Linked DNA regions of Homo sapiens: region 2 is linked to region 1. Evidence: read pairs that join two places in POLR2A ChIA-PET (ENCODE). Cell type or tissue: PC-3. All regions are shown on one strand.

The links. ChIA-PET counts read pairs that join two places held together with the same protein. Peaks named below come from ENCODE experiments on the same cell type or tissue, not always from the same donor. Only the 100,000 strongest peaks of a DNase experiment are listed, where the experiment ranks them.
Region 2: POLR2A ChIA-PET joins it to region 1 with 10 read pairs; 1 of 35 experiments calls an interaction of 5 or more read pairs at or near these places.

Annotation. Positions count from the first base shown.
Region 1 is chr13:35,913,200-35,917,199 of GRCh38, reverse strand. The region is part of intron 4 of DCLK1 (doublecortin like kinase 1); the gene reads left to right. Among named protein-coding and RNA genes, the nearest start is that of DCLK1, 220 kb to the left of the region's middle. RefSeq lists an enhancer at 1-452. In PC-3, no CTCF peak of the experiment used is centred here; no DNase peak of the experiment used is centred here; H3K27ac peaks cover 592 bases.
Region 2 is chr13:34,037,126-34,041,125 of GRCh38, reverse strand. All of the region lies in intron 1 of LOC124903153 (a long non-coding RNA gene), which reads right to left. Among named protein-coding and RNA genes, the nearest start is that of RFC3, 220 kb to the right of the region's middle. In PC-3, no CTCF peak of the experiment used is centred here; no DNase peak of the experiment used is centred here; H3K27ac peaks cover 1,315 bases.

The DNA.
Region 1 (4,000 bases):
AGTTTTCATAAGGAAACAACGACCCATAGAAACAGTTCAACCTGTGTGTTTTTGTGCTAGATTTGATGAAGGGTGGACAGTCATGGAGAAATGTGATAGGGCAAAAAGGGTATGAGTTAAGTGTCATGAACTGGGGGGTTAAGCAAGGCCTGTTTGTTCAGATTCTTCTCTGTGGCCCTGTGTCTTCAGCGATAATGATGCTATTTTCCTCGAGGTAGAAGAAGGCCACCTGTTGAGTGAGGGAGGGTCTTATGATCAGCTTCACTGGAAGGTCAGAAAATCCTTTCTAGGTTTTATGACCTGCTGCAGGAGAGAAGGGAGGTGGAAGGTCTGAGAGGCCTTCCTGCACATGCTGCCTCCTGAATGCCCTCACCTTCCAAGGTGCCGTAGTTAGGACAGCATGTCCTGAACCTTGTCACAATCCCATGAGCATTTTTTAAAGATAGGGATAGATAGATATTCACCATCACATATGTAATATGTATGCATGCATGTGTATCTGTGTGTGTGTATTAAAGTTTCATGTTTTGACCTGCTAAGGAAAGGGTATCTACAGAGACATAGAGGGAGAGAAAAAGGAAGGAGGAGAAAGAGAGAGGGAAATATAAGTGAAGAAAAGAAAGAGATAAAAAGAACAAAGGAGAAGGGCAGGATCAGAAGATGGAAGTTTAAAATGTGTTGCGCCTCTGCTGTATGTTCCTGTTGAAGGCAGGGCTGGGCTTCTTACATGGGGGAAGGAAACCAAGGCTAATTGTAAGGAAGATGGAGAGGGCAGAGGAGGGAGAGGCAGAGGGGGAAGAGAGCTGCCTAGAGGGTCAGAGGGACTGCCTGGAAGTCCCAGATGGTGCTAATCCACTTTGTGTTTCTATAATGTACAGGGCTCTGGGTTGCAGTTACTGGTCACCAGATCCCTTTCAAATGCTCATTTGCTATTTCTGTCCTGAATATAGCTGATCAGTTTCTGTGTTCAAATGCAAACGTTATTTATGGTGCTTATTTGTTATGGGTGTTTTGGTTTCTTTTGCCCATGGGATTCTTAGGGTTTTGCTCCCTGGCATCTTGGAAATCTAGTGTAAGCCTATGCTAACAGGGACCTGAAGATCCTTTTTGCAGAAGGTAAGTGCCTCATCACGCAGAGCCTGAAGGTTAGATTTAGGGTAAGGATTGCATTGACCTGAGACTCACCTTTGACTCCCATCCTTAAAATCAAATTTCCTTGATTTGTTTAATTGTTTTAAAATACTTACTCTTATTCTTCTTTGCAAACGGATGTGTCAGGCTTGAACATTTGAATGAGCTTTGAAAGAAAGCTGCCTCACTTTTTATTTGGTGGCAGCCTACACAGGTTAGTGATCAATCAAAACATAAGTAAAGTAGTAACTCAACATTTCTTTGAATGTTTAGATTACTTACCTTTGCATAGCTCTTAGCCTTTTAAAAAAAATTATTATTCAGACTGAAAATTCAGCTCTGTGTTTTTGTTGGTTTGTTTGTTTTTGAGGTGGGGTCTCAGGGTCACCCAGGCTGGAGTGCAGTGGTGTGATCACAGCTCACTGCAGCCTCAACTTCTGGACTCAAGTTATTCTCCCACCTCAGCCTCCTTAGTAGCTGGGACTACAGGAACCCACCACTACACATAGCTAGTTTTTTGTTTTTCTTTTAGTAGAGAAGAGATCTTGCTATGTTGCCCAGGCTGGTCTCCAACTCCTGAGCTCAAGCGATCCTCCTGCCTTGGTCTCCCAAAGTGCTGGGATTACAGGTGTGTGCCACCACACCCAGCCTAAAACTCATCTTTGAATAGGTAACTCCAGGAGTCAAAAGTAGGGAATATAGTTTGGGGATACACAGCCTTTGCGGCTGGTAACATCAGGGTGCTATGATTTAAAGGGACCCCCTCCGTGTTACAACACTTACTACCCAAGTTATTCTCTTCAGCATGGTTCATAGTATTGACCTAGAACTATTGAGTTTCTGTGACTCTGAAAAAACATAATTTTTTATTTCTTCAATCTGCAAAATAGTGATATGTTCTAAGGATTAACAAATTGCTTCAAATGCCTGCTATGATAGCATTATACTTGAGCTTAACTTATTTTTATGTTTCAGAATTCTCTGAATAGCAGTTAACTTTCTCATGGGAAATTTGGATACATTTAGTAGATTTCAAAGCATAATGCAACAATAAATGTTTCTTTTCAGTATTTATTTGCCCCTTATTGCCTCATAAAACAATTCCTAAAATCATTGGCTCTCTCCAGTGATCTTTTACTCATCTTCAAGTCATCTCCTTCCTCTTTATATTTGATTGAATTATGAGATTTTACTGTTTGCCAGGCCTTCAACTAATTGCCAGGGATAGAATGATGAATAAGCTATGATCTTTGCCTTCAAAAAAACTTCTGTCTTTTCGTGAGATGGTTCATAAACAGCCCAGAATTTGGCAGCCTCAGAAAATATTAGGTTAGTTTCTTTTTTTTTTTTTTTGAGATAGAATCTCACTCTGCCACCCAGGCTGGAGTGCAGTGGTGTGATCACAGCTCACTGCAGCCCTGACCTCTCCAGCTCAAGGGATCATTGTGTCTCAGCCTCCTGAGCAGATGGGACTATAGGCTGTGCCACCATACCTGGCTAATTTTTGTATTTTTAGTAGAGACAGGGTCTTGCCATTTTGCCCAGGCTTGTCTTGAACTCCTGGCCTCAAGTGATCTACCCACGTTGGCCTTCCAAAGTGCTGAGATTCCAGGCATGAGCCACTGTGTCTGGCCTTGGTTAGTTTCAGTTCTCTTTTCAATTAGCAATAATTTTGCTTATATATATATATATATATATACATATATATATATATATATGTATATATATATATATATTTTTTTTTTTTCTGAGATAAGGTCTCCCCTCTGTTGCCCAGGCTGGAGTGCAGTGGCACAATCTCAGCTCACTGCAGCCTCGACCTCTCCAGCTCAAGTGATCCTCCCACCTCAGCCTCTCGAGTAGCTGGGACTATAGGCACATGCCACCATACACAGCTAATATTTGTATTTTTTGTAGAGACGCGTGTCTCACTATGTTGCCCAGGGTGGTCTCTAACTTCTGGGCTCAAGAGATCCTCCTGTTTCGGCCTCCCAAAGTGCTGGGACTACAGGCATGAGCCATCGTGCCCAGCCCTAATATATCTTTTTATTTCCTAAAAATTCGTACCTCTTTCCTATACTAACTGACATAACCAAATTGGAATTAAAATAATGCAGGCTAGAATTTAAGAAAAAATAATCATCTTTCCTGGACAGTGCCCTGCTCAGGTAGACAGCACTTGGTTACCTACCCTTTGCAAGTTTAGTTTTAAACTGCCAAGTTCTAGTCATTGAATTTTTTTTATATATTATGCTTCCGTAACTTCTGTTTTGTCTAGAAGCATGAGCCTTAGTTTCTTTTCAACATTTCTGAAACACTTACACACCCAGTATCAGACTTTTTGCTGGGAAAAAACACTTAGGAACAATGAATAACAAGAATTCGGTTTATTCTGTTTCTGCCTAACATTGTGAGGAGTCTGCATAGTCAGAGTTTTAAGAAAAAAAATGTAATTTAGTGGGAAAATTAAAACTTTGATAGCCAAGGGTATATGCAGATAGCCTTTTCTGTGTATTTCCATTAAAAATAATTTATTTGAGAAAGTGGTTAGGAAGAAAGACATGTACCAAAAAATTTAAATTCTTTACCAAAGGCATAATGGAAGTGCCAAATGTTAAAGAATTGCATTTGAGCATTTGTGGTTGGACATGGTTTCAGGAAAGTATTCATTAAGAAGTGAAGTCAAGAGCACTGGGTATGAATATTGTATGCTAAGGGGAAAATGTATTTTAGGTAGGTGCTGGTGAAAGAATATACCATTATCTTCCTTATCTTTTAAGTATCCAGGCCAGTATCATGGGACCCTGCATTAATAGTGCTTTGGGACTGCACTTGGGTAATATTTTCAGCTGAAACTGAACTAACACAA
Region 2 (4,000 bases), 1.9 Mb after region 1:
ACATTAAGCTATAATTTTAAGCATCTGGGGGATGAGAGTAAGGGTCAGGAATGACCTCATTGTATCTGGATGACTTCTCACACGTTTCCTGTTTGTTGACCACATCGGCTACTCAATTCAACACTACTGTGCCTTGGCCAACTTAATGTTGCATTGATCTTGATTTATGTGTCCTAACGGTCATTTATGCAGATCATTCAGATAAGAAAGAAAATAATAATTAGTGAGCCCAGACACAAATATTTGATTTTCTAAAATTTTTATAATTTACCTTACTGTAAGCCAGTAGCAACACCCTGCCTTAATGCCTGCTTGGTTTTTAAATATACACTCTGATATGATAAATACTGGGTCTACAATGTTAATACAAAGTAGATGTGAGTGTAAAGGGATGCTGCTGTGAGAACACTGATGACGGAAATAAAAATTACTATTATAATAAGATGTCACCCATGGCTAACAGGTTAATAAAACACATCTCTTCATTTCAAATTGCATAAAAGCAGAATTTACTTGGATCCTTCCTCAGAATACTAGCAAACAGAGAGCGGGAAACAACATACTGATTTTTAAAATCCTGAATGTGATTAATTGTCCAGCATGTCTATAGAAAATAAAAACCTTAGATTGCACCACTGCACTGCAGCCTGGGTGACAGAGCGAGACTCCGTCTCAAAAAAAAAAAAAGAAAAGAAAAGAAAAGAAAAGAAAAACCTCAGCCATTGCCCACTGATAGTAGAGGAAAAGTAAGATTTAAAAAAATGTTTAGGAAAAGATCCAGTAACCGTGTGCAATGAAATACGAAAAAAGAGAAGTTTGGGAATGCCAGATTCACCCTAAAATGCAGAAGAAGGCACTACCTGTTTCATTGATTGTCCTTTTTATGTGTAGTTCAGCTTCCATAAAATCCCTTTAAAATATACTAGATCTAACTGATCCCTCGTCTCTTATGAAAAGACCAATCCTTTAAACAAAGACTGCTCAGATTTCTTATTTGTAAAGCGCACTAATAATGCCTGCCCCATAGGATTGTGCTTAGAGCACATTAATAAATACAATTTATTCATAAAGTCTTTGTTGAGCCCTTCTGTATGTTTGTACTGTTCTCAGTCCTGAAGGTGTGGTGGTGAGCAAGGCAGATAAGATGCCATCTATATTCTAGAAAGGGTGGATCAGTGAGGAATGTGTTTGTCTGTGAGTAAAAGGATCCTCACCAAATAGTGGCTGCACAGCAGTGCTGGTCTAGAGTGCCTGTAGAGAGGCCTGCAGAGGGCTGTTGAGGTGGTGGCTAAGACCGGGGTGATGGCAGTGGAGATGTATAGGAAGTATATCATGGATTAGAGTCAATGGGACTTGCTGATGGACTGGATGCTGGGGATAAAAGGTAGAGAGGATTCACAACTGACTTTTAGATATTTGTCTTGATAATTAATCAAGAAGGAGAGAAGAAGGAGGAGGAGGAAGAGAAGAAGAAGGAAAAAGAGAAGGGAAAGGACAGGAAGAAGAAGGAGGAGGAGAATGTTGTGTTGTTTCATAGTTTAATGATATTTTATCATTTTAAAAGCATTTCCAACCTATAAAGGCACTCAAAATAATTCTGTAGGCAAATAAAACTGGTATCAAGTCAGGAAACCAGATAAATAGCATGCCTCCAATGTTGATGTAATGTAGGTATGTTTATACCACGTCCTGCAAATAGAATATTTGTAAAAAGCATCTAATTTAACTTTTACAACATCCTATGAAATGAAAATTAATAATCACATTATGAAGATAAATAAACTGAGGCTCAGATAGATTAATTCACTTGTTCAGACTTACATAGTGAGTTGGCCATATCAGGATTCTATCCTCGGTCTCCTTAATGTTCTGCCTTCTTTCCAATGACAAGCATGTAAATTCCTAAGAGCTTTTTTAAGCTCAATGATGGCATTACTTCCTTCTCTGAGTTAATAAAACCCATCCTCGGAAGGTTACCTGGGGGGAAGGTTGTTACCTTTGGCTGCTTAAAAAGGAGAGAGCAAGGCACTGAAAGAATGGGACATCCATTGAATGGGTCCACCTGGACAGAAGTGTGGTGGGAGAAGGGAAAGGCGGGGACATGAGCTTTAGGACACACTGGACCTAAGGCAGATCGAGACAGAACAAAGATGCTGAGAACCTGAGTGGGGGTGGGGCAGGAGCCAAGGAGTAGTTGTGTCCCCACAGGAAACCAGAGCAGCAACAACCGCTTCTTTTTATATCTCAGGTGAGCTCTGTTTCCATATATAACTAAACAGAAGACTTGGGGTCAAATATCTGAAATAGAGATATTTTAAACATTCCTAATATGCCTCTGTTCAGAACAACAAAAAAAAAAAAACAAAAAAAACTCTGCCTAAACTTTACATTCAGATATACCCAGGGCCACATGAAAGAAAGCATTTGTGTTGACTTTGCACTGCTCCTCTTGGGTAATACTGCTTTGCAGTCTGTTCCTCTTAGGTCATTCACAACCAAATAACGCCCCCCTCCTTTGTGGCTCCGGTTAAATTTCATATTTGCTTAAGAAAAACACAGAATCTTGGGAAATTTTAGCCTATTACAGACATTAAGGAGGAACAGTCTATCTGCTTCTTATTTCTCTTAAAACACACACAAACTGCAGTGTGGGCGGCCAATGTTACCCTGGTGATTTCCTTCCCTCTGTTCTCAGCTAAAATTGTGCAAAGCTAATATGAGCACCTGAGTTCTACAAGAGAGGACACAATTTAGAAAGGGAAGCTATTAGAGAGCAGGGGAAGGAATGGGGACTTCCATAGGCTGAATGCTAATCAGATTAAAATATGTGCAAGGAAATTATACTTATGCATTTTAATCTGAGGCAACTGAGCTGGTGCACATTTTCTTAGCTGAAAGGAATGGCGGAAATGAGCTCATTTGAGTAGTGTGGGGACAGTGGCCTCACTCTTGTCTTCCCGTGCAGTCCCCTTACGTTGCACAGTATCCTGCAGAATGATCATTTTTCTCCATCGTGGAAATAAGGTTGCTTAAAAGGGCCAGAAGGTACTGCTGATTCCAAGTCAAGCTGACTCAGACTGAAGGAGGAAAATGAAAAGTAAATGCAATTTCATTTCAGGTTTCTGAAAGCTATTTACAAATGAGAGCAAAAAACACCATAGAAATCATGACCAATGCAGTATGCAGTGTCCCCAAATAGATGATTAAGATGGAATGGAATCACTTAGTAACACCAACTGAATATTCATGGACTGTCAGGGAGCCAGCCTAGAGGAGGTGAGATGCTGCCAAGCCGAGCGGGCCTGTGTGTCCTGGAAGAGGAGGGGTCTCTCTGCCTCTCCTCTTGGGTAGTTAGTGGTGATGTTGGGCTCCCAGCTTTGAAGCTTCCTAATTCAGGCTTTGATTTGGAGGCTTTGCACTAGCCCCTAAAAGCATGAGCCTCTGCATTCCAGAAATCTGATGTCACCCAGGCACAGTTGTGTAGGGGCTTTTCTTTTGTGAACCTTCCTTGAGAAATCTGGCTGCTATACCTGGGAGGTAGGAGAGCTTTTCTATGCCTGTCTTCTCTGTGATGATGTGAAAGCTCCTAATTCCAAAAGATTTCATCTACCCAGTAATAGCTACCAACCCGCTTCCTTCTACTGTTCAACTTATTACTGTGTTTCCTTAACGCTGAGATGCACATTATTTTCCATTTTAAAACTCTGAAATTGAGGGTAGATCTTACAATTGATATTGCCAACTGATCTCTTGCAATCTATATTGTAGTATTTCTTTCCCACTCTTTTTCTCTAAACAGGGGCGATTGAATAAATACAGTATCCTAGTCAGGAAAAATGAAACTCTGCCTCCAGCCTCTAAAGGCCACAAAGAATGAAATTGACAGAAGTAAGTAGGAAGAGAGTGCCCAGGGCTGAACCCTGATGGTTCTGGGTCAAGTAGCCAAGACAAGTGGAGGTCAAAGAGATGTGGCCCTCAGACCTCTACCGGACGATCCATA